2 separate regions of the Mus musculus genome follow, and region 1 is linked to region 2. A link is a loop called in an ENCODE intact Hi-C map of the cell type or tissue named here. Cell type or tissue: heart. All regions are shown on one strand. Each heading gives the region's core, and the rest is flanking DNA. Links, peaks and the distances in the headings are about the cores only. Region 1 overlaps Sorbs1 (sorbin and SH3 domain containing 1). Region 2 holds the start of Sorbs1 (sorbin and SH3 domain containing 1).

Region 1 (15,268 bases), core at 3,191-11,190, 77 kb after region 2:
TATTGATCTATCGCAAGGGTTGGTAACTTAAGTTTCAGAGTTTTGGATGTGTCAGGTATGACATTCCAGGCCAGTTTCTTCCCTTCCTCTGTTCCTGATTTCTGAAAAGATATTAGGGTATTCTTAATGAACACTTTATTTAACTGCTTTAGGCAAATAAGGATTTTAGGTGTGGTTTAGTTGCCATAATTTGGCTCACAGATCAGACTATTTCAAGTGAATTTCACCACACCCTTTAGAGAGAAATCTTAATTTTTTTTCATAGATTTACTTATTTTGTATGCATGAGTGGTTTTCTTGCATGTATGTCTGTGCACTGTGTGCATGCCTGGTGCCTATTGAAGGTCAAAAGAGGGCATAGGATCCCGTGGAAATGGAGTTACAGGTGTTGCAAGGTCCACGTGGGTGCTGGGAACTGGCTCTAGGTTCTCTGAAATCTGGAATCTGTTGCAGTTTCTCGTTTCTAATCTCAGAGTTCAGATAGATTAAAATACAATCCAGACTCTTTCTTGTCTTAACAATCTGTCCGGACTGGAGAGATGGCTCAGAGATGGTTAGAAGCACTCGTTCTCTGAGCACCAGAACCTAAGCTGGCATCCCAGAACCCGTGGAATAAGCTGGCATCCCAGAACCCGTGGAATAAGCTGGCACCCCAGAACCCATGGAATAAGCTGGGTGTGGTCTCATTTATACACGTGTCTACACTGTTGAGGCCAGAGACAAGAGGATCATTGGGGCTTGATGGTACCAGATCAACTGAAGAAACACATGTTTCAGATTGAGGAGAGCTCCCATTTCAAAAGAATCAGGTAGAGAGTGATAGAAGATGGTACCTGATGCTGTCCTCTGGCCTCTGTGTACCCTGTGCATGTACCTGCATACAATTGTGCAGATGACACTCTGTTCTTCTCATCTTCTCTCATCCTCTCTTCTCTCCCCCCGCCACCCTTTCTATCTACTTTTTATTTTCTTATCAGTGGAAACTGCTTCAGGTTCAGGGAGAGACCACTCCCAGATGGAGTGATGGGGATGACACTTGACAGTGTCCTTTATGTGCACACATCTGTACACAGGTGTGCATATCATTCCCTCCCTCTCTGCCTCTCTCTCTCGCTCTCTCTCTCTCTCTCTCTCTCTCTCAAAGGCTCACAATTTAGTTTGCGTAAGTTGATGACGACATAGAGACGTGTGAGAGGGGAACTACTTGGCGTCTGTTGGGCAGTTTTTGCAATTTCATTGTCTACAAGTACTTCTTAGGGCTGTAACTTTGTTCTGTTACCAGTGATTTGTAAATCTCCTTTCTGGCCAGAACTCAGTTTGTGCAGCATTATCATCATTCTTAGATATTGATGTTTTTTCAAGAGATTTACACATTTGATTTTTACACCTTTTAAACAAGCAGGAAATTATGTCACATTTGCTGGCCATGTGTAGAAACAAGATATTTTCTCCCCTTCCATCTAGTGACTATTGCAAGGATAGATAAAGTATTTCCCGACTTTCTTTTTTGGTCCAGGTTTGGGGGCATAAACATTAGGTTGTGCTTTGAGTTGTCACTAGAACAAGGAGATTGGCATTATAGCCAGTGATTACTGCCCATCATAGGACAAAACCATCCCAATTGGTTCTTAGACCTTTCGGAGAGGGGTCAGGAACTGCTTTGAGGTGAGTATGTATGTATATGATCTGCATATAGAACCCTTGTACGTTTCCAGGAGGTGACACTCCCTGCTCAGTTATGCTTAGTCACACTCAGTTCTAAATGTGGCCACCTCTGGATGGCTCTGAGTGGCAGGCACCCACTCTGAAGATTGCTTTTCTGATTAGATAGAGCTGTGCTGAAGGCAGCCCCGTTTCAGTGCAATTTGTAGTTTCCAGAGCTGTCCCAATATGGACTCAAAGCTGGAAACACTCTTATGTAAGTTGCTGTTGCAGAGACACCTTGGCTAGTCTTATTTTCTCACAGTCAAGCTTGTACCCCTCTCCTCCCTGAGGCTCATTTACTCTCTCCTCAGACCCTTCTTCGGCCAAGAGAAAAACTCCTTTTTTTTATGCATATATTTTACAGTACATGCAAGACCAGCCAACAAAAGCCATAGCTAGACACTGTACTGTTGCCATGTTGTCCTTCATAGGTGTCCACAAACAGCAGCATTTTAAAAGTTTTAGAAACGGAGATCAGAATTTAATACTCAGAAATGTTCACATAATTTGGTTTTTAGTCGCTTTGGAAAAACAAGACCATCTATTAATACTGGGTGGAATTCTTGCATGGGCATGGCTGTTTGTTGCTGTCCTTGGATCTCCTTAGGGCATCCTATTCTGATCTCCCTGGCTTGGCTATTGTAACTCTCCAAGTTTGTCTCAAATCCTATCATGAAAAATCAAGAGATCTTTAGGGTCAACAGAACATTTTGTTTTCCCGGCTTTTGAAATTGGGGAACTTGGTTTAAAACAATAGGGGCAAAATAGTTGGAGTGGTTGGACAACTTAAATGCTTTTTTTTTTTCCTTCAAATGGAAGAAAACCAGAAAGTATTGTAATAATTTTTTTTAGTATTCTTTATAAATATAAAGCCATTATGTTAGTTTTGAAACATTCTGAACTCTGTATAATTTGATTTGCTCATATAGTTACCCTGTCAGAAACATTTGTACAAATTTTCTAATTATATTGTTTGCTCTTAAGTATTCTTAGCTTTCTCTTTTATATAATAAACTTCTGAACTTGAGAAGACTGACCAGGTCTAAGGGCTTTTGCCCCCTCCTCCTTTTTATAATATACAAATATAAGACTGAATAATATAAATGATCGTCTTTTTAAAGATGTTGTTTTGATTTCTATTTGAGATGTCCTTGTGTCTATGGGGTAAAGAGTAACTTGTGATAATCAGGACCCAGGTGATTGGTTTCTCTGTTCTTTCAGGTATTTACCTTTCTTTGCCTTGGGAGCATTCATAATCTTTATTATGTGCATTGAAATATTCAGTCAATTGTCAACTATAGTTATTCTACTGTTAAGGAACAGAACTTATCCCTTTTATCTAACTGTGTTCAATAACTGTTGCTGCTACTAGCATGTTAATTTCCTTTTCTGTCCGTCTGTCATCATCTGTTGGAATGCCTGAGATTAAATCCAGGGCCTCATGTATGCATGCTATGCAAACAACATAACACTGAGTTAAGTCCCAGCTCCTGCCAGCATTTTAACAAGACACAGAGTTGTCTGGTATTTGGCAGCCAATCACGCTGTCCCGAGTCCAGTAGATAACAGAAGAGGACGTTCACAACCATAAGAAAAGATAGCAAATCTAGCCTAAAACTTAAATGGCCATGTAGACCATTCAACCATTCATATTTTATGAGTTGTCTGCTCAAGAATTTTTGTTTCTTTTGTGCCTTTTCTCTCCCTAGTAGTCTTCAGAAACCCCTGGGCATGAAATAGTAGCCAGGATAAAAGAAATCTCAGCCCTTTCCATGTTTAGCTCTTGGTTTGGGGGTTAGAGCTCACCAGACTCTTGTACTGGGCAGGACATAGAGAGACTAGAACCCTCACCTTGGTCACATATGAGGCCTTGACTACTCTGGAACCACCAGCCCTCCCTTCTGCATCCTCTCCTTCTGACAGAAGAGTGAAACTAGTGTCGTCCAAAATTCTATTTGTTCACATGGGGCACCCACTTAGGGATGGGCATAAATTCTGGAAAACCTGGGGCTCCTGCTCTCTGACAGCCTCTGCAGGTTTAACTGAGCTGAGTCATAGTGGAAGAACCCCGATTCCTCATTTATTTTGCATGGCTACCTGTAGTACTCATAAGGAAGAACTAAGTAGTGAGTTACCGTGCGTCAGCTCACGATAGAGCCTTTTAACAGCACCCCTGGGAGGAGACTCTGTAGACGATGGTGCAGGAATGAGCCAGGCAGAAGGGCTTTTAGCTTGCTTACGTTATGGAGAGATACACAGTGCTACCTGCTCACTCATATTCATGGCTCTCATGAGACTTAGACCACCTAGTTTTCAAATGTAGGAGGATACTTTTATTTCTTTTCTTTGTGACAGGTTCAAAGCCCGTTGTATACCATCTCTTGGCAGATAAAACAAAAGTGTTGTTCAGAAAAACCATAAAAAAATGGTAAAGAGGCTTTAGCAGAGCAAACTTAGGTGTGAGAGCATGTTCAACATGAGATAGTGAGTGCAGGATGCCGAGGGTGTTGTATAGTGAGCCTGTGTTACCAGTCATGGGATAAGAGTACTTAAAAGTGTGTGTGTTCGGGCACACACCCAGCCATTCATCCACCCACCCCTATAGAAACCTATATAAATGGAGCAAGTGAGAGGACTGAAATCAAGACTTGCCAAGGCATTGTGTTTTAGAAAGCATCTGCTTGGTAGAATTCTAGGCTACGTTCTTGAGTCACTACCCAATGACCCTGTGAGTGTTTGAACTCTGTAGATGTTCTCTTGACACCAAAAGTGTTGATTTATTGACAAGTTTATTGAACCAACATTTGCAGATCAACAAGAAGTACTATTTGACGTTAGTGTATGCACACTAGTCTTCTAGTCTCAGAGCTTAGTTAAATATGTGTGTGTGTGTGGCAGCATTTGTTGACTTAAGTTTCTGTTTTAATTTGTTTGTTTTGTTTTGTTTTTATTTTTTGAGTCAGAGTCCTTTGTATCTTAGGCTGGTTGCTACCATGTTGTGAGGCCAAAGATGCCCTTTGATTCCTGACCCTTCTGTCTAGGCAAGATCCACCAAATCTTATTTCTGTTTTCTTTTTTTAAAGATTTATTTATTTACTTTATGTATATAAGCACACTGTAGCTGTCTTCAGACACACAAGAAGAGGGCATCAAATCTCATTACAAATGGTTGTGAGCTACCATGTGGTTGCTGGGATTTGAACTCAGGACCTCTGGAAGAGCAGTCAGTGTTCTTAACCACTGGGCCATCTTAACCACTGGGCCATCTCTCCAGCCCTGTTTTTTTTTTTTTTTTTTAATCACATCTACTTTTTTTTTTTTCTTCTTCTTCTTTCAGTCCTTATAGAGAGTCCTGTGGCTTTGTCTAGGCCATCTAGGAAGAAACCTGGGCTATTGCTATGCGATGCTTGCTGGACAGTCATTCCCTCGAACAGAGGGAGCTGAGACCATCTTCGGAGTGGGAAAGCAGTAGGCGGGATGTGGTTGTGGCTTTGAGGAAGATGGAAACTAGTTGGGACAGCTGATGTGGGCCAGGCACCATGAGCTGCTTAAGAACTGAAAGCAGGCCTCTGGGAGCCGCCATGCTCGCAGGTGCTGCGGCTGTTCAGGAAGTCAGCTGAGGCTTGGGAACTTTTGAAAGTCCAGGTCTGGGGCGTCGGAGTTAGGTTTTTGCTGTGCTGTTGGTATAAGTAGATCTGGTGTGTGAACGGTTTCTGACTCTGAGAGGTGATTGTCTAGGGAGTTGTTGAGGTGAGCAGCAGGAGAGGCAAAGGCTCAGTAATGCTGTGAGATTCTCTTCCCAGCATGGTAGATAAGTCCTTTATCTTTCAGGTCTCCTCTCGGGCATGTCGTGTCGGCCATTATTGGGTTCTCTTGGACTTGCTGTTCCTTTTTGCCTTTCTTTAGCTTGACACTCACCAGATGAACTTAACTAACCCTTTTTCTCCCTTCCTTTCCACTACTTAACTCCTACCTCAAGTCTTGGCTTAGGCTTCGTTCCAGGCAAGGTGTTGACGGTTGCTTCTTGCTCTGTTTTTTGCTACATCCCTTCACCCTGTGTACGCCACGTGTGCATTGTCCATGCTTGCTCTGGCCTTTCGTATTTGTGGGTTGGAAGTTTCCTTGAGCGTAAGACTGTCCTGTACCTAGCAGAGTGTGGCACATGGTGCTTGGTATGTGCCCTCTGGGTGGTTGTGGACTTCACTGTGGTATTGGTAGAGAACTGAATGTTAAAGCTGCAAGGAAACCATATTAGCAACTCTAACTCATTTGCTCCATTATTTATGTGCATCTGTGTGCATCTGTGTGTGAGAATGTGCACATGGGCACAAGTCTCTTCGGAGGGCAGAAGAAAGTTGGATTCCTTGGAGCTGGACATGGCTGGTGGGAATGAAAATAGGATCCTCTGCAAGAACAGAACAAGCTCTTAACCACTGAGCCATCTTTCCGGTCCCATAGCTCGTTCATTGTATAGTTTGCAGAGACCTACATCTCAGGGTTTGTTCCAGGCAAAGCAAGGACTCAGATTCCCCCTCCTGCTGTTCCCAGTGCCATGTGCCATGATGGTTTGCAAATGTGTTTGTGTGTGAAGATGGTGGCTTTCTGTCTCTTCTTAGTGCCTGGCTGCAGCAACTGCCCAGAGTGTTGTGGCATCGGATTTCTTTCCTGGGGAGGGGAACAGTGTCCTGACAACACTAAGAGCTTTTCCCCTGCACGGTGCCAGGTTTACGGCAGTCCTTACCTCACCGCTTCCCTTTCCCGCTTCCCTTTCCCTTTCCGCTTTGTCCTGGTTTATCTTTGGACAGGCTGAATCTTAGCAACTGTTGCTAAGTAAATAGAGGGCTTGCACATTCGGAGCTGTGGTGTCAGATATTCAGTGCCTTTGCTTTCACCTGTCCTGGCTGTTCTCACTCTTAGCATGTGTCGAGAACGGCACACAGTGGATGTTTCATCTGACAGCCCACAGGATAAGGGAAGCCTTAAGTGGGGAGGCAGCAGGATGCTTTGGTGTCAGTGAGAAAAGTGAATCTGTGTGTTTCAAGACCCAACCTTGGAACTGGGCTGTCTAGAAATGCCTGCTTGGATATTTTTTCTGCTCCCCATTCCCACTGATCACAAGTTCTGAGGGTCAGTTCAGAGTTGACCATTGGCAGTGAGCGTCATGACTGGTTTGAACCTTAGGCTCCTTTGGTAACTAACCAAATAGTAGATGGCTAAAACTGCCTTTGTTGTTGTTGTTGTTGTTGAAAAGTCACTGGAGAACAGAGGTTTTAAAAGGCTCTTTTGCTTCTTTTGCTTTTTGTTTCGTTTTGTTTTGTTTGTTGAGAGATACTGTGTAGCCAAGGCTGGCCTGGGACTCAGTCCTCCTGCTTCAGCCTCCTGAGAGCTGTGATTGTAGCCATGAGCCACCATGGTGCCTGGCCGCCTTTCCCTTCTTTTGGAACTCTGCAACATTGTTTCCCTAGGCATTTCTGTATGCCTTTCCTTTTTGCCTCTTTTTTTTTTTTTTTTAAAGTAAGAACTACACTATGTACAGTGACCTTTAAGCTCACAGGATTTAGAAATCCCGTGTCTTGGAAGAAATCCAGTGCTTTTGGTCTCAGGGATTTCTGAAGTCGCTTTGGGCCTTGTTGGCTTCCAGCCACATGGGAGCGTCTGATCCTCCCAGGGTTGGTCGGAGTTCCAGGCACTGAGCTAGAAGTGCATCAGCCAAGAGTTTGGCCTGTGTCAGGAAGGATTTTTGATTTGCTATATTCTCTGCTTGGCATCTGCTTATTTCCTCCCGGGACGTCCCCTTCCTTGGAAAAAATAAGTCCAAAGATGCCCGTCTGACTGATGAGCTAAGTAAGAAGTTCAGCCAGGCGTTTCCAATCAGGGATCATAACTTGTCAGTCATAGGTCACTGAGTGAGCAATGTGTCACCAACCTTAAAGAGTTTCTGACGTTCCCTCGCCTGTCCACAGGAGCCCCCAACACAGGCTAGTCTCAAGAATGACAATCTGAAATCTTGAGACAGGTCAGTCAGCATTGGTTCTGAGAGGCTGTAGCTCATGGAAAGTTCCTAGGCTGTGACCTGAAGAGCTGCAGTCCGTGGCAGCTGTACCCAGGCTTCGGGCTCCAGTCTTCCTGCAGCCATGAGTTAACTTTTTCATGTTGTAATAGGGAACTGTGGTTACAGATAGACTGTTGGAGGAGGCTGTGGGAGAGGGCAAGACCATCCTTAGAACTGTGTGCTGAAGTGACTCTCTCTGAGGGTCATGAAAGGGTCTCAGTGTGCCATTCCTTCTACTAAGTCAGCAGTCCATGAAATGCTCCTGCCTCCAACGTCCATCTGCTACATGTAGACTTTATGTTCTTTCATCTCTGATTCTACTATATTAGGTATAATTCATTTAAAAATCTGAAGACCTTTTAGAAACCAGTCGTAACAGGGTCTAGAGGGGTAGTGATCCCTCCCTCCTTTGGTCATCTTTAGCTATGTTATTTATCAAAATGTCCAGGACAGGGCTAGATTCAGATGCCTGCCACAGATTGGTTACATTTAGTGGGTGGTGACTTAGTCTTTGTGTAAGTCTGCTGGATTGCTGACATCATGCTGACATCATGCTGACATGATAATTCTTTTTATCATCTTCACAGGGAAATACAGAGCTTCATTAGAGATCCAGTGACCCCCACATCCATCTAATATATCTAATCTTGAAAGGCAGCTGATTAGCTCCGTACTTATTCATTGTGAACATATGTCCTTTCGTGGCAGTCAGTATTTGCTTTTCTTAGATATTCATTTATTTAATTGTCTAGGTTTGAACTTTTATGGATGCTGATGTGAGATTTCTTGGTATGCTTCTAGAACCTTCTTTCAACCCATTCTCCATCCTGGAGATTTTTGAAGGATCACTGATTCATCAATGGCAGTTATGTCACTTTTTTTTTTTTTTGCCAAGGATCTGATGGACCTGGAAACCTGCCATTCCTAAAGCAGCTGAGGCTGGCCTGTCTCATACCTGTCTGTCTTCTGCCTCAGTTGCTTTCATGGGTTTTTCCTCCCAAAAAGATCCTCCTTGTGGTTGGATGGGGCAGCATCACATGGCAAGTTTTTCTTGTCGTATTACAGTGGCCACTTCAGCAGCTTCTTTACCTCTTTGCCTCTCTTTTTGACAAGAGAACAACTTTAAAATTGCAGACGGGGCTAGGGAGATAGCTCAGCCGGTACAGTGGACAACCCGAGTTCTCTTGTAAGAACCCGAGTTCCATCTCTGGAAACCACATGAAGTCAGGCAGAGTGGCTCATTCAGTCAGAGCTGGATGGCCAGCCAGCCTCATCTACTTGTTGAGTGCCAAGTGAGCGAGACGCTGCCTTTAATGAAAACAAAACAAGTGCAACACCCAAAGCTGTCCTCTAGGGCCCACGCAGTCTCACACTCCTGAAGGTTATTCATACCCCACTGTTTTAACTCATCCAAGGCCTTATCTTTTTCTCAAGTGCTTTGTTCAGCTTCTACCCCGCTCCCTTTATTGTGGCCCAGACACTAATAGAACATTCCAGTGCTAGGAGGGCTTCGGAGCCTTTTAAAGAACTTTCCAGACTCTGTAGCTCTCTGCCTCCCAACCCTCTCTGAACCAAAGGGTTTTTCTCAACTTGGATTTCCCTACTTCCCTTCCAAGAACTCAGCATCTTTTTTCCTCTTCCCTCCAGTTCTGTGGCTGGCTTTCTGGCTGCCTGCTACAACCTTGCAGGGCAGAGGTAATGACTCCCTACAGGATTCATCCCTGTTGACCACCCAGAACTTCCCAGCACACCCTTAATCCCCAGATGATTTGTCCCTTAGGACTCCCACCCAGGACGGGGCTGGGCTGGCTGGGCTGGGCTGGTCTACTAACAACTCCACTGTGCTTGAATGTTCCTGGAGCTTGTGAGCCTCTCCCTGGGCTGAGGCACCCCCACCACCAGGTCAGAAGCCAAAGGAAAGAACCAACTAGGGATGGGCTGGTGGAGAGAACTCAGTAGCCTGAGTAGAAAGCAGAGTGTGTGGGGAAGGGAGAGGGAGGTGGGAAAATCAGTGGTGACCCTGAAGACCCTCAGCCTGCAATCCAGGCGTGGTCCCCTGTTCTGCAGCTTGGGACCCATTTTGTTTTGGGATGACTAAGTCCAAGGAGAAACCCTGAGCTGACCTCATAGAGCAAAGAAGTTCAAGTCTATTGTTACAGACCTGGGATCATTAAGACTCCTGGCTCTATTGAGGTTGATCTCTTTACTGTCTGTGGAAGAGGATTTAAAGAGGCAAATCACAGTGAGGGATGTTTGATTTAAGGAAAGCTTTTTAAAGAGCCCACGTTAGGGGTGTGCATTTGCATACAAACAATGAGAGTGCTAATTAAAATGATTCTCACATCCTTGTTTCAGCAGCACAGGACTGCTGCCTGGCAACACTTGCACAGTGGAAGGGAGCGCTTTGAAAGCCAGCCTGGTCCATCATTCTAATCAAGGAAGACATATTGTGAGCCTTTCATCTGCAAGGCGCTGTGCTAGGACCACTCTGTGTGTGTGTGTGTGTGTGTGTGTGTGTGTGTGTGTGTGTGTGTGTGTGTGTGCGCGCGCGCGAGTGTGTGTGAGTCTAGAGTATCAAACCTAATAGTTGTCTTCTAGGGTGGCAGGTGACAACATAGGGAAGTCTGAGTGGAACCTGTGAATTGAAAGGTTGGTAGGAAAGAGTAAAGAAGAGAAACGTCGTCCCACCTGTTGAGTTAGGACCTACTTGCTCACAGTGCTTTAGAAATTGCTAGCATTCTGCCATGTACAACTGCCCCTCCCCCCCCCCCCCCCAAAAAAAAGGAAAATAACAGACTTGTCTAATTCCCTTTGGAAGTCATAGCCCAGCATTTAAAGTATTTCTGTCATCGTCATCTTTGTTGGCATCAGCCATGACTGGGCACCTGCTGTTTGCGGCTGGTTTGGACTGGGCCCCAGGGAGTGTGGGAAGGGTTGATCTGGTCTAGAAGTGAAGTGAAAAATCTTTCAGCTCCTAAAGGAAGCTGCCGCTACCTTTATCTTTAACAAAGAAGAAGCATTTTCAGAGCATCAGGTCTGACATGGAGATGTCCGTGGACTGAAGTCTGTTCACTGGTTGGGAGACCTTGTTTGTAGTCATGTGGATTGGGTTGCACGTCCTGGCCACTTGCCAGCTTTGTGATCTTGGCTTGTGACCGACCTCTGAGCCTCCTTTTTCTCGTTTGTGAAATTGGGATTGATGTAAGGGTAATCATAATATGATGACGATGACAGTAGGCTTGCACTGTGTAGTGTACAGTAGAGTGTGCCTGGAGCTAGGCTGCTGAAGTTCACATTCCATTGCTCTGGAGCCCAGGAAAGTTGCTAAACCTCTCTGGGGCTGTCTAAAGGAGTAAAAAGGAGTAAACAATAGTGCCCTTACCAGAGGATTGTTAAAAGTAAAAATTATAAAGCACTGTATGAGAAAACATTTAATAATCATTAAAAACACACACACACACCTATAATTTTGATTTTCAGATTTTTGAGAGCTTTGACCCTGGGCAAGTATTACTCCAGCTCTCTTAGTCCCTGTTCCTTGTTGTTTATGTATAGTGGAGGTAGCCAATGTTCTAATGTATTAAAACACTTTCTGGAAGGAATTGTCAGAGCTGGGATCAGAACTCATATACTTGCTTTAAAAGTGGCTGCAGGCACATCTGTAGCCATTTATGCAGGCAGATGGCTGTGCGTGTATTAAAAAGTCTTTCATACCATAAATGTGTTCAGTAAAAAGCCAGTCCCCTCTTCTCGACGGCCGCTGTCCTGTCTCATATACCTGTGCTGGTATCTCTGGTGTTGTTGCTATCTGATGTCCCTATCAGCTGTGACTTTGAGCTCATGTCCTCTAATGGGATCTCGGGGGCACACCAAGGTAGCTATCACACTTTGGTCTTTTTTGGTCTTAGTGCTTCCTCTCTGGCTGGATTTGGCTTTGAAGACCAAAAAAGTCTATTGTATTGCGAGACCTGTTGAAGGTATTACAACCTTCCGGAAAAGGCTAATATGAAGTCATGCTTGCGAATGAAGTGCTGAGAAACATAGGAAATCATTGTATTGGGGAATAAAGCAAAGCAAAACAAAACAGAACAACAACCCCAGCTTCAACACATTTGCTGACTCCCTGTCACTCAGGCATTTTTTCATGTTTGCTGATGAAATGAACACTTTAAAATGCTGTAACATAATGTATTAAAAGACAAACACTACCCTCAATGAGTGGCGAGAGGTGCTTTAGTACTCACACCCTATTTTGGGCCTCTGGAATTCAGTTCCTTCCTGTTGCCAGCTGAACCTGATGCATTAGATGAAAATATAGTCCTATCTTCAAATGTGGACAGCGGGACATTCTGTCCTCTGAATTTCAGTGTTTGACTTGGGTGTTGCAGGAAACTTGGCACCCTCCCTTTTCAAAATAATAAACAGACATGATGTGGCCTCGTGTTTCATCTGATGGGCTTAGATGCTATTGCCTCATAAAGGCTGATTCATAGACAAATGGTAACTAATTATAGTAGCTTAAAAATAATACCCCTGTTTGAAGTTGACAAGGCAGGATGCCATGCGAGTCTTGGAGGACATGAGAGACTCTGTTTCTTTGGTGTTACGGAGGTGACACACACTTTTCTAGTTTAGCTGCTTGGTGGTTGTATTGGTTCATTAACTGCTGTCTTCATTTTAATTTTTCTAGTGCCTCCTCTGTGCACAAATACAGGAAATGTCTTTTTCTTGCTAGCTGTCTACCATATACATACAAACATATATACATACAAACACACATATATATATATATATACATACATTTACCTGTTCGTTCATTCATTCATTCATTTATCTACCTATTATGTACCAGGGTTTCTCATCTATTTATTTATTTGTTTGTTGGTTGGTTGATTGGTTGGTTTGTTGTGTGCTGGGGATCTAGCCTAGGACCTTGTACAGGTCTTCTGTACACTAGGCAATGTTCTTAGCTCTACTGATGATATCTTAATGAAACGGTGTCATGTTTGAAAAAAGCAAGTGCATTTTTTTTTCTAGTTCAAAACGTTCAGAATCCTTCTATGAAAAATAGCAGGAAGTTGTCTACTCCTTCATGGAAAGTTTAAATGACATATTATAGCATGCTTTTTAAAAAAGCAATTGGTTATTATTTCATGTGCATGTGTGGGGTTTGAGTGCACGCATGTGCACTGTATTTGTGCAGGCCCTCAGAAGTCTGAAAAGGTCATCCGATCGATCCCTTGCAACTGGAGCTGTAGGTGGTTTTGAGTCCCTGAACTTGGGGCCTCTGTAAGAACAGCAAGAGCACTCATCTGTGAACAATCTCTCCAGAGGATTGTTATCACAGATTACTTTCATTGCTTCTACCTCACTGTGAATTAATTTTACTCCTGATTTAGTTTTCTCTAAGTAAATAGACCGTATGTGATCGTGTATAAAACTTAAAAATTAGGAAAATATCTGCAATAAGAGTGAATCTTCTGCCCTTCCTGCCTTGGCCAGCTCTCTTCAGAGGCAGTCTGGGGCACCACTTGCCTGCATTCTCTCCTGGAGATGTCTTTTGCATTAACCCAGAAGGACCTCTGTGTACACCCTCCACCATATTCTTTACCTTGATATTTGTTTTCTTTTAATCCATGATCTTGGAGGTCTTCTCACTTTACAAATTGAATTGCTTAGTCTCTGAAAACCAGTTGTTTTAAAAAGTGGCTGTGTGATCAGAGAGCAATTGTTTCACTCTTTTACCTGTGAAGCTAAGCATGGTATTGTGTGAATAATGGTGTCCATCTACTGAACTGTTTTGCTGCTATGAGCAGAACTTGAGAACTCAGGGACATGAGTGCTTTCTCCTGTTACTATTGCACTGCATGGTTTTAGCCAGTTAATCTTTTTGTACCTCAGTTTCCCCATTGATACAAGGATATTTATCTCCATGTGAAGATATGATAATTAAAAACACTAGTCTCTATTGAGTGCTCAGCCCTAATTGGTGCGTCTCTATTAACCTTGCCTGCCCCCTCTGACCCCCAAGACTCAGGAACATCAATAAAGAAGAGGTAGGAAGAATATGCCAAGTGGGGCTCAGGGACAGTGCTGTGAAATGTGTCTTCTTGACATGACTTAGCCTTTCTACTTGTAAATAGGTATGCTTACCTGTGTAAGATCAAGCCAACAGAACCAGTCATTCCAATAGGCAGCATCAATTACACTTATGGGGAAAAAAAAATCTCAACTAAAACACCCCAAACCAAAACAGGTGAAGGCATGAATTAGAGAGGGGGGGCATATTTGAAGGAGAAAGGCGGGGGAGGAGTTAGGATATATATGATGAAGAGGCATGGTTTACAGGTATGAAATTGTCAGAGAGTAAATGAACAATAGAAATAAAGAAACAAAGCCCTACTAGTCTGTGCTGGGCCAGTGCTGGGCATATTGATAGACGTGGGAACACATGTATCCTAAGGTGAACTTAACCTCTGCATGTTCCTGAACTGACCTCTGACGTAGAAGCTTTGACACAGTATGGTGCCTGTGGGTTATATGTGTCTCTTAGATTTCCTCGGATCCCATGTTCATCCTCTTCCGTTTCCTGTTATTTTTGTATGACGTGCTAGAGGAGAAGAGTGAAGATGGTATTTCAAGCCTTCTTTTTCATGGGTTCACACTCCTCAAACGCATGTCTATTAAATGATTTCCCCCACATCTGACCCGGGCAGAGCTTTATAATAACCAGATGTTTATATCTAGGTAACTATGTAGTTCATGTGTGCATATATGATTCAGCATTTATTGAATGGTTTCTGCATGTTTTAGGCTATAAATAGAATCTTTAGTAATGTCTAGAAGGCGCACTTACTCTGGTTTATTTGTCTTTGGCAGTGGGAGTTCAAAGGTCTCTTTTCTTACTGCAGCAGAGACCACTCCTTTTGGATTCAGACTGAGCTAAAATCCCCCTGCTGGGGTTTGTTGGGTATTTGACCTGGGAGGGTCACTTAGTTTCTGAGGTTTGCTTCTCCCCTTACATATAGGATGACAATGACAGGAGAAGACAGATAAAGGAAGGACCTGACAGTGTGTGGCACGGAGCAGGTGCTCATGGGCTATTTATTGTTCTTTCTTTCCATCTCCCCTTCTTCCTATCCCTTCCTCAGTCTCCTGGGAGTAACCTCCTTGACCTTGGCCTCTGCTGCTGTGGTCAGCTCTATTCTTCTCCTGACTCATGCCCTGGATGCTTTCTTTGCCTTAATTTGGGGTGGTGGTGGTGGTGACAGCAGCAGCAACAGTTGCTGTCACTCACATTGTACCAATTGCCTCTCTTCTAGTGAGTCAGCCAAATGTGAGTGCCTGGAGGGAGGTGTAGCATCTTCTACACCACTCACGTCAGCATTGTGTCTTTGAAAGCAGCGGCCAGCAGCAGCACTGTGGAGTGGAATGGCACCTGGTGCCTGGTGGTGGCCTCTGAAGGTCTTCAGAGAGCTTTCCACTAGCTATCCGTTTGAGGCATTTGACTAG
Region 2 (15,268 bases), core at 3,234-11,233:
CCCTAAGAAGTAAAACATAGTGTATGACCCATTTATGTGCTCAGGAGAACTGAAAACACACGTTCATTCAAAACGTTGTTCGATAAGGTTCGTTCGTTCGTTCGTTCATAGCAGTATTGTTTATAACAGCCACTCAGTAGAAACAACACAGATGTCCATGGAGTTGTGAGTAGATAAGAAATGTAACATATCTATATCATGGAATATTATTAATAATATTATCCAATATTATTCCATTATTGGAAAGGAGCAAAGTACTGACACATGCTACAAAGGTGAGCCTTATAAATGGGTGGAGCCAGGCAAAAGAGCCACCTGTTATATGATTCCTTTCATTTGAGATGTTCAGAGCAGGCAAATCTACATACATAGAAGATATAGCAGTGACTGCCAGGGATGGAGAGGTGAAGGCATGTGTGAGGTACCTGCTGGCAGGAATAGGAATAGGATATGCTTTTTACAATGATGAAAATGTTCTGGAGTTAGATAGCTGTGTTAGGTGGTCATACAACCTTACAAATTGGCTTGTTGACCATAATATTTACCACAGTTTTACAACTGACTATGAATCTATCAATCTCTCCCAGGAGACAAAGCATAGCAGGGGTGGGTGGAATGGGCTTCATCCCCATTTTCTGGTTCTCCAGCTCTGAGTGAGGACATGGAGAACTGTAGGCAGCTGTCTTAGTCAGGGTTTCTATTCCTGCATAAAACATGATCAAGAAGCAAGGTGGGGAGGAAAGGGTTTATTCGGCTTACACTTCCACACTGCTGTTCATCACCAAAGGAAGTCAGGAAGAAGGAAATGATGGCCATGGAAGGATGTTACTTACTGGCTTGCTTCCCCTGGCTTGCTCAGCTTGCTTTCTTATAGAACCCAAGACTACCAGCCCAGGGATGGAACCACCCACAATGGGCTAGGCCCTCCCACCCCACTTGATCACTAATTGAGAAAATGCCTTATAGCTGGATCTCACGGAGGCATTTCCTCAAGGGAGGCTCCTTTCTCTGTGATAACTCAAGCTTATGTCAAGTACAGCAGCCAGTACAGCAAACCATATAATGTTTATAACTTGGATAGCAGAGAGTTCTCTTTCCACAACCCCAGCCTTGCTTGTGTGGCGATGTGCCCGGCCTTTATGACCTTTGGTTGTCAGAAGTCTAGATGTAGCAACTTCTGGGAAGACTCACTGATCCAACATCCACCCCACAGTCTTATCTAGGGTCGTACTGAATCCAAGCAAAGGGGCTGCCTCTGGCTCTGCTGGGGCTCTTGCGTTCCTCTATGAGAGCTTATTGGCAGCACTCTTTCTCTGTGCTGTAGGCAGCTGGAAAAAACTTGTTCTCTTTTATAGAGTCCACCTGTTCTTGCTCTTTCACTGGTCATTATTCCTGGGTCCGTCCGTTCTTCCTTCCTTCCTTCCTTCCTTCCTTCCTTCCTTCCTTCCTTCCTTCCTTCCTCCCTTCCTTCCTTTTGATGTTGGGAATTGAACTTAGGGCCTTATAGGTATGCTAGGCAAGCACTCTATCTCTGAGTTTACATTCCCAGTCTGGTTAATTTTTTTTCTCACCTGCAGAGCCAGGCAGGCCAGGCAAACCTTGCTTTCACTGCCAAATGCCCCTGGGAATAGGCAACTTTCCCATACTTCCTCTCACTGAGTGCCTCTGGGGTCAGCTAGTCAGGGAAGCAGGCAGTAAGATTCCCTAAGAGGTATGGCCTGGGGACTACACTGCTATGCCGGGCAATGGGTTGAGGTAATAAAGGTATTAAGTTTTACTGAATGGGGACAAGGCAGCCATGTTTGGGGCAGGGCAGATGTGCTGAGGTAATGAAGGTCCTGAAACCTTGTGAGTACCTCAGCCGTCTCTCTCTGTTCTTTCCACTCGGTACTTCTTTTGATAAATGCTCACGAAGCAGAAATTCCCATCCCGAGGCATCCTTGTGACTTAATTTGGTCTTCTGCAATGAGTCCCTCAGTGAACTCTTCCAATTACCTCTGATAAGTCTCCTGCAGCTTCCGGAAAGCCAGTTACTCTCTTTAACATCACTGCTGTTGGTTTTAAAAACCCTTATTAAATTTACATTTGTTTCGTAAGGTTAGTTGCCCCGTTCCTGAAGTTGCTGTATTTTCCCTGCCAGACCATCCGACATGGTCTCTCTGGCTCTCTGCATTCTCTGTCCTTTTTCTCTTTCTCTGTGTCAACCTCCTCACATTCCTCCTCCTGCGTCCCCTCCCCCCTCTCCCCAGCCTCAATCGGAAGGCTTCTTGGAGAGTTGTCAGCTGTGGGTACCCACCCTAAACGTGGGTTTCTCAAGTAAACAGTCAATTAGTTAGATTATTCCACAGAAGAAAGTCTTCTGAGGCTCAGCATTTTCTAACTGACGACTCTCAACTCTCCTGTCCCAACCAGAAAAGATACATCTCTTAGCAATGCCTTCAGCAGGCCACCTTGTCTTTTTATCTGCTGAGTTCCCAGCCAAGGGTGTGAGCCCTTCTCTAGGGACACACACTGGTTACACACTGTGCCAACACGGTGGCTGACAGCTTTACAGCCTGATTTCTACCAAAGGCCCATTTTTTAAAATCATAATTATTTTGACTCTCTAAGAACATGTGAAAATGTCCAAGTCAAACCTTGCACCCTTGGTCAAACACAATATAGTACTTGGGGTTCCCTTGTGAATGCAAGCCTTCACCCAAGGGACAGTATAAAACACATCTGAATACATGTTTGTGGGTGATTAACACGGGGCTGGTAACTGGAATCTTGGTGTTAATGATTTATATTTATTCTGAGTAGTCATGTATACATCCTCATTGCTCTTGTTGTTTTTGACCTGGCTCCTGAGACATGTCCTGACCAATCTCCACTCCCCACTCATTCCATCAAGTTTCCCTAAGGCAGTGACTATTTTCATAGTCACAGGCTTTCAAAGAATGTGGAATTCTTGGAAGTGACATTCCATTCCATCAAGTCTTTTTTCTTTTCTTTTTTTATCTTTCTTTTCTTTTCTTTTCTTTTCTTTTCTTTTCTTTTCTTTTCTTTCCTTCTCTTTCTTCCTTCCTTCCTTTCTTTCTTTCTTTCTTTCTTTCTTTCTTTCTTTCTTTCTTTCTTTTTTTTTTTTTTTTTTGTCTTTCTGTGGTTCTGGGAATGGAACCCAGGCACTGAGCTATAGTATGGTATGTGCGTCCAATGTTTATATCAGTTCTATACATTTTAGGCATAAATTTTGCCCTCCCCTGTACTGCCATGCCTAGATGAGAGTCTGTTCATTAAGGAAATTTTGCTGTTTCTAAAGTTTGCCACTGTCATCTAGAGATCTGTCACTAAAGCTGTGCAACCCCAGGGATAGACAGAAGGAAGGCTAGTGACTCAGGTTGTCTGTGCAGCCTTGTTTCTTCCTCTCTTGATTCCTCAGGGAGAGAGATGGCCTGTGGGTGACTCGAGAGCTTGGTGCTGACTCCGGTTTGTATGCAGGACTCTCCTGCTTCATAGTTTACTTCTGTTTCCAGTAGTAGAGACACTGCTGGGAACAATCTGAGGCACATGAAGAGAAAATGAGGAGTTACTAATGAGAGTAAATTAAACTTAAGTAGATTTTTTTTTTTTTTGTTGTTTTCAGTGTGAGAGGAACAGTAGTAAGGCCTATTGAGATGAGCAGGCCCAGGCTGAGAGTTTGTGGCATTTACAATCTACATAAAGAGGGGCGGAGGAATAAAACTACAGAGAAATACACTACGTCATGTCAAATATGCGTCATTCCACATGAAAGATAGAGGTGAAGTGTTGTGGGTCTGGGATGCGGGGGCCTCCCCATGTCCCTGGGGAGCTGGGAATGAAAGTGAGCTATAGGAGAGACACAGTTGTGATATAGAGAGCCCTCATCTATAATCAAGGCCAGTGGTTCTTGACCTATGGGTCGTGACCCCTCTGGCTGTCTCATATTCTACATATCAGATGTTTACATTATGATTCATAGCGGTAGCAAAATTACAGTTATGAAGTACCAATGAAATAATAATTTATATTTGGGGGTCACTACCGACATGAGGAACTCTATTAAAGGGTTGTAGCATTTGGAAGGTTGAGAATGAATGACCTAAGTTTTACCCCTTAGGCCCTGGGGTCTCCTCTCCTTAAGACCAGTTACATTATTTATAGGGCCCAGTTCTTCGATCAAACCTAGGGCCTAACACATGCTAGGCAGGTGTTCTACCATTGAGATATAACCCTAACCCAAGGGTCTAGTTCAAAATAAAAATTCAGGACCTTTTGTATGAAAATAAAAGAACTCCAAGAGAGGCAATCACACCATTAAAGCAAGTGTGGGGTATTTCTCAGTGTAGGCTGCTTGCCTGTAGTGTGGCCTTGGCCCACGTCCTAGTCAAGGTTTCTGTTGCTGTGATGAAACACCATGACCAAAAGCAACTTGGGGAGGAAAGGGTTTATACGGTTTATACTTCCACGTCATAGTTCATCATTGAAGGATGTCAGGGCAAGAACTCCAACAGGGTAGGAATCTGGAGGCAGGAGCTGATGCAGAAACAAATGGAGGGGTGCTGCTTACTGGCTTGTTCATCATAGCTTGCTCAACCTGCTTTTCTATAGAACCCAGGAATCACCAGACCAAGGATGGCACAAGGATTCACAGTGGGATGGGCCCTCCCCCATCAGTCACTAATTAAGAAAATGCCCTATAGTCCTATCTTATGAAGGCATAGCCTTCATTGAGATTTCCTTCTCTCTGATGACACTACCTTGTGTCAAGTTGACATAAAACTAACCAGCACAGCCTACGTGAACTTGACTGGCTCTCTGCCTCCTTTAGGCCTCACCTTGGGGCAACAGGGAGAGGACAGAACTTACTCTTGCCACATCTATAACACCAGGCCTCCCTCCCAGATGAATCAGTGAATGGCTGGAGATAGGAATGAGTCGGTCTAATTAAACCTAATAATCCCTTAGGTTGCTTTTATTGTGAACTATTATTAGACCACAGTTTGGGAGTTGCTCTTTGAAACTGGGTCTCACTGGGTCTCACTGGGTCTCACTGGGTCTCACTGGGTCTCACTGGGTCTCACTGGGTCTCACTGGGTAGCCTAAGCCAACTCTGAACATTTGCCCCAGCCTTCCAAGTGCTGTTATCACAGAAGCAAGCTACCACATTCTGGTCTTCATGGAAGAGATGTCTTAGAAATGTTTTGAGGTAGAAGGTTTTGCTTCCTCTCTGTCTCTTCTACTTGCCACCTTCCTGTCTTTTCCAGATTTCTCCGTCTCTCTTAGACACCTCATTTTATGCTTTCCAGTGAGGAATGGGACACTTGCTGAAGCTACTAAGGGGTTAGTTCAAGAGTTCAACCTCTTTTTAGGTCTCTTGAGTTTCAGTTTTCTCATTTCTAAGAATGGCCTTGAGTAGAATTCAAATTTTCCTGAGTACAGTCTGGTGTTTCGTTTTTAAATTATTATTTTTTTAAAAAGTTCACTGGATAATCTGATAACTTTTTATTTGTTTGTTTGTTTGTTTGTTTGTTTTTCAAGATAGAGTTTTACTCTGTAGCCTGGGCTCTCCTGGAACTCATTCAGTAGATCAGGCTGGCCTTGAACTCAGAGATCTGCTTGCCTCTGTCTCTGGGATTAAAGGCATGTGCCACCACCACTTGGCTTGACAGATGTTTATAAAGGGAAAAAAAAATCAGAAAAACAAAGATGAACAAAAATATTTATACATAATTCTAGAGGAAAAATTGTAATGAGATTTTACACATCAGTTTTCAGTCATCCTTCCCATTCAATAATATAAGCATTTTTGAGTTTTGCTATGGCAACAGTGGGCCATGGCGGCTTACTGATGGTTGTGAGCTATTGTGTGTGCACTAGAAACTGAACTGGGTACTCAGCAAGAGAATAAGCGCTCTGAACTATTAAGCCAATTCCACAGCTCCCCACCCCTTTAAAATTACCAAAAATACTTCCTCATTTTTCATAGCTACCTAGTGTTCTGTTAAATGGTGCATATTTAATGTATATAAGTACAGTGTAGTTGTCTTCAGACACAACAGAAGAGGGCATCAGATCCCATTACATACAGACGGTTGTGAGCTAACATGTGGATGCTGGGAATTGAACCCTGGACCTCTGGAAGAAGAGTCAGTGCTCTTAACCACTGAGTCATCTCTCCAGCCCCAAACGGAACATTGAGTTGTTCTGACATTGTGTGTGTGTGTGTGTGTGTGTGTGTGTGTGTGTGTGTGTGTGTGTGTTCTAAACCTTGTTGCCTGGATTTGGTAGGTAGATAACTCTCAGTTTCTCTGCCTTCTATTTCCTACCTCTTTGGCTAATCTCCTAGTATCACTGTGCCTTTAGCTATGTTGTTGTTAGATGTGTAGCGGTGCATATAAAGCTCACAGCCCTGGTGCAACAGTGCACTGTTAATACAGGCACATTCATACTTGCTGCTTTATTATTTTATAGACCAGAGAGCTGTTTGTCCAGACTGTAGCATAAGGTAACAGCAGAGCCTGGGAAGTGTGTTTTACAAAGCAACAGGATGAGGTCTGGGCGAGGCAGAGCCCTGTGCTGAGGGACCCCGGGTTCTCTGGAGGCTTCTTGTTTCCTTGGTTATAGCACGAGCTCCCAGACAGCTAGAAGTCTTCAATTAAAATACACAGACAACAGAATTGAGGACAGCAGGTGCTCAGCCAGGACCTGTCACTGTTCCCTGACATCTAACAACCTTTACAGACAGGGTTCCCCTTGCCTGTGCAGTCACTAGGTCCTATTCTTACCCCACCACACAGCCTGCTAACTAGGAACACAGTTGGGCTGAAGATTCTTGCCCAAGATAGCAGAAAAGAATTAATTGTGCTCAGGTGACTATTCTGTTGTGTTGGAAAGTTGTAAGTCAACTTGACACAGGCTAAGGTCATCTGAGGGGAGGGAACCACAATTAAGAAAATGCCTCCGTAAGATGGGGCTGTAGGCAAGCCTGTAGGGCATTTTTAAAATTAGTGACTGATGGGGGAGGTTCCAACCCATTGTGGATGGGCCATCCTGAGCTCATGGTCTTGGATTCTATATGAAAACAGACTAAGCAAGCCATGGAGAGCAAGCCAGTATGCGGTATCCCTCTGTATCAGCTTCCTGACTCCTGCCCTGTTTGAGTTCCTGTCCTGACTTCCTTCAATGGGGAGCAGTGTTGTGGAAGTGTAAGCCAAATAAACTCTTTTCTCCCCAATTTGCAGAGTGGTGCAGCCAATAATCCGCTCTAGAGGCTGAGTCAGGAGGTTGGCCTGGGGTGTGAGTATGTGGGGCAGCCTCTAATCCCAGAAGGTGGGATTAAGGATCATCTTTGGCTGCACGGTGAGTTTGAGGCCGCGCTAGAATACGTGAGCCGCCTGTCCAAAAATAAATAAATAAATAAATAAATAAATAAATAAATAAATAAATAAAGACTAAAACGAGAAACTAGTAACAACGTCTTTTTCACAAGGCTGGGAAAATCAAATGAGAAAATAGGGAGCATTAGGCAACTGTCTGGTAGAATATAATCAGACTGACAGTGCCATTGGCAAGCTTTTATTCACTACATTTTATCAAGAGGAATTATGGTGCCATTTTACAGATCAGCAAAAGGGCACAGGGTTAAGTAATTTGTTTATAGCTAGGACACACTGTTATTTTACGCTTACTGTTCTTTTCAAGCTCTCTGTGGGCAAACCCTTATAGAGACCACAGGGCCAGCGTCTGGAGTCACTCGCGGGCAGCCCAGGGTAGAAAGGGTTAGCGGGTGCGCGCGCGACATCCGCGGGAACCCGCGGGCGCGCGCCCCGCTCACAGGGACGCAGGCTTGGCGGCGGGCTCTTCCTCGCCTCCCCATTGGCGCACACGCCCCTTCCTGTCACGGCCGGCCAGGCCCCGCCCCCTGGGCGCTGCCGGAGTGGACGGTTCCAGGCCATGCTAATGAGGGGCTGGTCGCCGCCGCCCATTGGCCGGCCCCAGTGTCGGTGAAGTCAGCTCGGAGTAGCAGAAAAACAGAGCGGGGCTGACTGTAGCGTGGAGCGCGAGCCGGGCTGGACGCGCGCAAGCCCTTGCCGGGGACCCGCGAGGTAAGCGGGCGGCGGCTGCGCTCTCCGGCGGCAGCTCCCGGGCGGGCGCAGCGGGCCCCCGGAGCGGTGCCTTTGTTCAGCGCGCGGAGGAGGTGCTTTTAAAGGGCCAGCTGTTGGAAGGACCTGGGGGCCCCCCTTCTCCCAGAGCATCCCCGGGTGGCCGCGGGGGACCTTCGCCGAGCCGTGTCTCCCGGCTGCTCTGTGTCCCCTCTCCCCGTCCCTTCAAGAAAAGTTGCTAGGACGCGGGGAGGTTTGGGGATTCCAGGTTTCTTTATGCCTTTTCGTTTTTGGTAGGTGAAGGTAAGTGCGATCATGGCCTCTGCTTAGGAGGGAATGTCCGCCCGCTTCAGCCTGGCTGCAGTGTGGGTGGATGGAGACGGGAGAGCCCTGGTGGGTTTGCGCTGGAAAGTGAAACTACTGAGGGTCTTTTCTGCAGTGGCCAAAGGAAGAAGGGCGCAAGTGTCAGGATGGAGGCATCTCAGGTGTATTCATTCATCAGCACACCCTTCCACTCCATCACCTAAGCCGAGGGCGGCGGGAGGGGGGCAAGCACTACGCTGCTGGCCCAGACCAGCCTGCATCCGAGCGTGTTGGTGGGTGTGTGTCTGGGTATACGGTGCTTCCGCTCACCGCCCAGGCCCCTTCATGCTTCCCTGGATGACTGGATGACAGCATCTTGCAGGGCAGCCCATCACCAAAGGGACCTAAAGCTACTCCTTTCTCTTATTTCCCAGGCTGTCCCTCCCGGGGTTTCCACGGTCTTTTCCCTGATAAGCGGTGGTGACATTCGAGATAGGAGGGAAAGGAGGCTTTAAAGTCATTATGCTTCTTTGAAGGGCGACGTGCTGTCGATTTCTGTATCCTGGAACCTCTGCGTGTCATACTATGCCTTTGAAATTCATCAGTGCTTTTTCCGGGCGGACAGAATTTATTATGCATTGCTACATAGAAGCAGAAGATCCCTCTGAGCCGGCTCATTCCATCCTGTCCGAGGGTTTTCCCAGCATGTTCTGGACGAGCCTTTGGATTTTTGTTTGAATCGCTGAGCTCTGGGTTGCCCCTGTTGTCACACGGCCGACCTACTGAAATTGCTAAAATTGATTTCAGTCAGTAGGCGGGATGTTCATCTAGAGACACCATAGAACCTGCCAGGCATGTTAGGCCGCTGACTGATCCCCCCCCCCCCCCCCCGCCCATCTTCCAGTCCCCAACACTGGTGTGTCCTTTTTCTTCCTTGGAGAAGGCCAGGGACAGCTTGTCTGACCACATGCTTTTTTTGATTTTTTAAAATACCTCTCTTTACATTTAAGTGTGTGTTTTGGCTGGAAAGATATCGAGGTGGTGATTGAAGGGTGGATTAAAAGTGGGGTGGACAGCAGCAGGGGACAGCCGTGCCAATGACAGAAAACACACATTGGGAGATTTTATAGCTTCAGCCTTCAGTGAGTGAGTGAGTGAGTGAGATGTCTACAGGGTGAGGTGTGTTGGCTGTGAGGGGGAGGGGTGGAGGAGGAAGATACTGCCAACAGTTTTTTGCCCCACCCTCCTGCTGCCGCCTTAAATAACTCCTGGCCAGCCCAGCCCTGAGGTCTTTTTGAGCCTGAGGGGAGAAAGGTGGTCTGTTAGCCCACCTCTGCCTGGGGCACCTTTGATGCAGATTAGGAAGGGTTAGTAGTTCTTAGGGTAGGGGGTCAAAGATGGTATATTCCTTAGCCTAAGGACTCGTGGTAACAGTCTGGTGACTTCCCTGCAGGCAATTAGTACCTGAATGAAGTGCTGGTCGACCTCTGTAGGACAACCCCCTTTTGTTGGCTCTACCTCCTTTTTTTTTTTTTTTTTTTTTTTTTTGCTAAAGCAAGTTGAATTTCTGTAAACTTTTTGAAGAGATTGGGAATATTGGGATGGGGTTGTAAATATGGCAAAGAAGAAAAGAAAATTGCTTCTTCCTGGCAGAACAAAGACCCGTTCAGCTCTTCTGTTTCTTCTTCAAAATAGAGTTGGATGCAGATTGCTGGGTGTGGAGAGATAGGGTCCAGGGAAGAGAGCCTCGCCTGTGGCACTGGTAGTGTCCTTGTCTTCGAAACTCCACTCTCCCTGGACCCTTCTCTGGAGGTGGATGTGGAAGGCACTCACTGGTAATTTAGGATTTAACTAGCCTTCAAGGAGGAATAGATGATCAAAAAAAAAAAAAAATTGATGTAAGCTTGTACCAGAAGCAGGCTGGCTTTGGCTCTGATCAGCACTCTCTGGGCCTTGAGCTTGTGGCTTATGCTGTGTTCCTGTTGGTAAAATAAGAGGCTTTAGAGTGGTGACGTTCTAGGGTTCCCAAAAGCACCATTTAGTTTAAAATCACAAGTACATTTTGTGACGGCGATTTTAGATTCTTTGCTGTTTGCTAGTCAGATGTTAAATTCTGAGTATTTAAGCAAGACTACTGAAGAAGCACTCGAGAGCTGGGGCTTCTGTCGGAGTCAGACTACCTTTTACTTGATTGGTGCGATTCATGTGGTTTTAGAGTATGTAAATAATTCAGGGCTAGAATGATCCAGAGTGAGAGACGTGGACGTAGGAGCGAGTTGGTGTGTGGGGGAGGTGAGGATGGGATGACAGATTGCGGAGGAAAGGGCGTTTCTATAATTCATTCCCTCCCCGCCTGTGTTTTATTTATGATCGCACAGGTGAGCGTTTAAATATTGGGAACATGGGGAGGGGGACCTCGATGATTGATCCCTCCTGGCCTTCACTGAGGAGTGATGCTGGGGAGTTGTGGCCATTTGTCTGAGGTCTATCTCGACTAGCAAGGTGCAGAGGGGGATAAGGATCTGGGTCTTGTGGTCCAGAGTAAGGCCCTCCCTTTTGTGAGAGGAGCCTAAGATGGGAAGGAGAAAGATGAGGAGGAAACAAGAGATGAAGGGGGAGACTGGAGACTCCATAGCTTCAGCCTTTGGAGCCAGGAGTAGAGCAGTCCTGTGTCCTTGGAATGAAGTAAGGATCGGAGCCCCTTAGATGAGTGTGTGTGTGTGTGTGTGTGTGAGATGAGTGTGCTCGTGTGTGCGCATGTGCATGCAAGTGTGTGTGTGAGTGTGGGTGATGTGGAGGTGTTAAGTGCCCTGATCCTGCCACAGATTTTCCTTGCTGACTCTGATTGTAGAATGAGGTTGAAGCTGCTTGTTCAGAGCCAAGCAAGACCTTTTGCCAGAGCCGGGAGAACTCAAACACTCAGGGGCATTAGGTGTGCTGAGGAGAGCTGACGTTGGGCCCAGTTCTGCTGCAATTCCAGGTTCATATTTGTGTATTTTTTTGTTTTGTTTTGTTTTTACATTTCCGATACAAACCTTAAAGTTTTCCATGGACTGAATGGTAGAATTTTCCCATCTAACCTTCCATCATACATTTTATGAGAGAGCATTTCATGTCTTGCCTTTCCAGAGGAGAGCTCCTGAATGGTGGCTCATCATCTTTGGGAGGTAGGGAGGCTCTGGCCTGTGACCTGCGTTAGTGCTAACCCTCACGTTTCAGTGAGCAATTAAAGGGTGGGGAGCAGTGGGTAACCAGAGCATTAACTATTCAAAGGCAAGGATAAAAGATGATAATTCTTTGACGTCTGTGGCCCAAGCCAACAGCCAACAGTGAGGAGCTTGCCTTCCTCGGGCCAGCTCCCAGGTACGAAGAAGTCTCTGTGGCTTCTTCAGGCCTCATGCTTCAGGCATGTTGTGAGGCCCTGTGGCCCTGTATCTTGTTACCTTCGAGGCTTTTTTTCCCCTGCCTATCTTTCCTGTGGCCGTTTGTTTTTTCCTCCCTTCCTCTTGTGTTCTTCTCCCTGCTCTCTTCCCTCATCCTCTTAGTAATATATCTTTGTAGTGTGTTTTAGTGTATTATTGCCTCATTAAAATTTCATGTTCTCTGTTCTTAATTTAAAAGCAGTTTATGTCTTTGACTATATATGTATTTTACACGCAAAACAAAAAGCAAACCCAATTAAACTGCTTTTTATTTCTGTGTGGCCTTCCATTGATTTTCCCCTCCCCCTTTTTGTCTGAGGTCAGTACTGACTCTTTCTAGAAAAAAATAAAACAACAAAAAAAACCCTTTTTTTCTAAAGTCTCTGTCATGTGGTTATTGTTTTAAAAACAAAACCAGCTATAACAGCAGAACACGTTTCCACCCTTATATTGTGAGCCACCAGGGACGCCCTGTCCCAAGAAGTGTATCCTGTTTCTTCCTTCAATGGAAGAAGCATTGTTAATGTGTTTCATAAGAAGGCTTAAACTGTCCAAGGGCTAGTGGTAGATATGGGTCTTGTCAGTGAGTCTGGTGGGAAGCAGGCAGGCTACTGCCATCCAGGGAGAATTTAGTGTGATGGTTGTGTTTCCTAGGCTAGACTAACCCAACTATCTGTAGCTGGACACACAACCCTTTAGAAAAGAGATACTTACCACTTTTCCAATGAATGTTGGGTTGAACTCAGGCCTATCCTGTGCCCACTTTAGGCAGAACCAGGGTTTCTCTGTGTAGTGCTTTTCTGACAGCAGGCTGATTCAAACGCTACCCTTCAGCCTTACTTACTGGCTTTCCCAGGTCCTCAGAGGCAGGCCCCTCCCACAGAAAGGTTGGGGCCTTTGCCTCTTTGCAGTGCCTCCTACTTTCAGACTCCCTCGAGGTGTCTTCCTTCCTCTGCTCACCTGTTTCTGTTAGTCTTGTTGACTTCCTTGTTTTCTTCTAGTCTTCTTCCACCATATTGGGAGTTCTGGAAAGAGAGAGGATTCTATACCTGTTACACACACACACACACACACACACACACACACACACACACACACACACACACACACACACACACACACACACACACACACACACACACACACACACACACACACACACACACACACACACACACACACACACACACACACACACACACACACACACACACACACACACACACACACACACACACACACCCACACACACACACACACACACACACACACACACCCACACACACACACACACACACACACACACACCCACACACACACACACACACACACACACACACACCCACACCCACACACCCACACACACACACACACACACACACACACACACACCCACACACACACACACACACACACACACACACACACACACACACACATACACACACACACACACACACACACACCCACACCCACACCCACACACCCACACACACACACCCACACACACACACACACACACACACACACACACACACACACACGGTTGTGGTGGGGGCGGGGAGAGAACTACCAGAACAATGAGAGACTTCTAAAGAAGGCAGTGTCCTCCTGGTAACCCATTCCCTTGAATCAGTCCTGAGGAGTTTCTATTGCTGCAGGAACAAAGCTCATAAACTCAGAGATGTTCAGGCCCCCGGGCTTGCTTCTGTTAGCTCCTTTTAGGAATCTGAGAAGGGTCTCATAGAGCTAAAGTCACGGTGTTGGCAGGCTGGTGCTTGTGGTGAGAAGAGCCTGATTGCTTATTGATGCCATTACTCAGAGACTGCCTGCATTCTCTACTCCAAGCTGCCTTCCTGTCTTCAAAGCCATCTCAGGGTTTCTATTGCTGCCATGAAACACCATCCCCAAAAAGCAAGTTGGGGAGGAAAGGGTTTAGTTGCTTTATACTTCCATCTTTAAGTCTGTCATGGGAGAAAGTCAGGACAGGAACCCAGCAGGGCAGGAATCTCGAGGCAGGAGCTGATGCAGACAGAGGCCATGGAAGGGTGCTGCCAAACTGGCTTGCTCCTCATGGTTTGCTCAGCCTGCTTTCTTACAGAACCCAGGACCACCAGCCCAGGGACAGCACCACCCACAAGGGGGCTGGGCCCTTCCACTTCAATCACTAATTAAGAAAATGCCCCTACAGGCTCACCACAGATTAGTTTTATGAAGGGATTTTTCTTAACTGAGGTTCGCTTCTCTCAGAAGACCTTAGCCTGTGTCAAGTTGTCATAAAACTAGCCAGCCCAGCCAGTGCCAGTGACGGCTGATTGAGCTGTTCTGCTCATGGCTCTGATCATCAGTGTGTCATCACTGATTCCCTCTTCCTCCTTTAAGGAGCTTGGTAATTACAGTGGGCCGCCTGCATAATCTAGGACAGTCTCCCATCTTAACATCAGTTGTTAGCAATTTTCAAAAATAGAAATTTCTTTTTTCCCTCTCCCCCTCTCTCTCCCTTTCCCTCTCCCTCTCTCCTTCCCCCTCCCCGTCTCTACTCTTTATTCTCCCCCCGCCTCTGTATGTGTGTGTGTGTGTGTGTGTGTGAGAGAGAGAGAGAGAGAGAGAGAGAGAGTTAGTGTGTATGTACATGTATGTGTAGGTACCTGCAAGAAGAGGGTGTTGGATTCCCCTGGAGCTAGAGTTAGAGGCAGTGCTAAGCTTCCTGATATGGGTGCTGGGGACTGAACTTTGGAAGAGTTATTTTGAAAGAGTAGCCAGGACACGTAATTGCAGAGCCATCCCTTCTGCCCCGTTTAGCAATTTTCATTCCATTTGCAACCTTCGTTCCCCTTTGCCATGTAACTCAACATGTTCTTACAACTGGAGCTTAGGATCTGGACACTTGAGGGAGGGGTCATTATTTTTTCCATTACAGTTACTTTGCACCCTTTATTATTTCTCCTGACATTACTTTCTTATTTACAAATTACCCCAACTTCAGCCTTGTTTGCCCATCCCCTCAATATGGCACCATCACAGTTTTTGGTTGCATGGATACTTACTATCAACACTGTTTTGCCTGAGCAGATAGTGTTTGTGACTGAGCCTTACAGTATACTTTAGTGGTACTTTTGAATGGAATTCACTGACTTAATGGCCTTACTTCTTCAAGTTAGGGTTTTTTTTTTTTTTTGTTTGTTTTTGTTTTTGTTTTAGTTCCCAAAGGCTTACACTGTATTTTAAAACATCTGTGTGCCCTAATGTGTATGTTTTTATTTTGTCACATTCCCCCACCAGTCTTCCTTTCCAGAGCCTCTACCCTTCTCCACTGTTCTTCGTTGTTGACCTGTAGGCCTGTGGCATGACTCCTGCTTGGAAGCAATCCATGGGTTGCTACCTCTGTTTCCATCTTTTGTCTTATTCTTCCAGAAATTTCTGAGAGAGGGTTTGTAG

Evidence for each region. A loop is a pair of places that touch in the nucleus more often than their neighbours do. Peaks named below come from ENCODE experiments on the same cell type or tissue, not always from the same donor. Only the 100,000 strongest peaks of a DNase experiment are listed, where the experiment ranks them.
Region 1: it touches region 2 in a loop (5-fold over the local background); 11 of 42 quality-filtered maps call a loop at or near these places.

The regions. Positions count from the first base shown.
Region 1 is chr19:40,429,096-40,444,363 of GRCm38, reverse strand. The region is part of intron 2 of Sorbs1 (sorbin and SH3 domain containing 1); the gene reads left to right. Among named protein-coding and RNA genes, the nearest start is that of Sorbs1, 77 kb to the left of the region's middle. In heart, for the core only: a CTCF peak has its summit at 9,102; DNase peaks (open chromatin) are centred at 6,473, 7,363, 9,093, 9,613 and 1 weaker place; H3K4me3 peaks cover 502 bases; H3K27ac peaks cover 4,872 bases.
Region 2 is chr19:40,506,511-40,521,778 of GRCm38, reverse strand. Sorbs1 (sorbin and SH3 domain containing 1) reads left to right here and starts at 8,043. Exons shown (of 29, transcript NM_178362.1): 1 at 8,043-8,408. In heart, for the core only: a CTCF peak has its summit at 7,974; DNase peaks (open chromatin) are centred at 7,318, 7,948, 8,718 and 9,628; H3K4me3 peaks cover 3,516 bases; H3K27ac peaks cover 3,670 bases.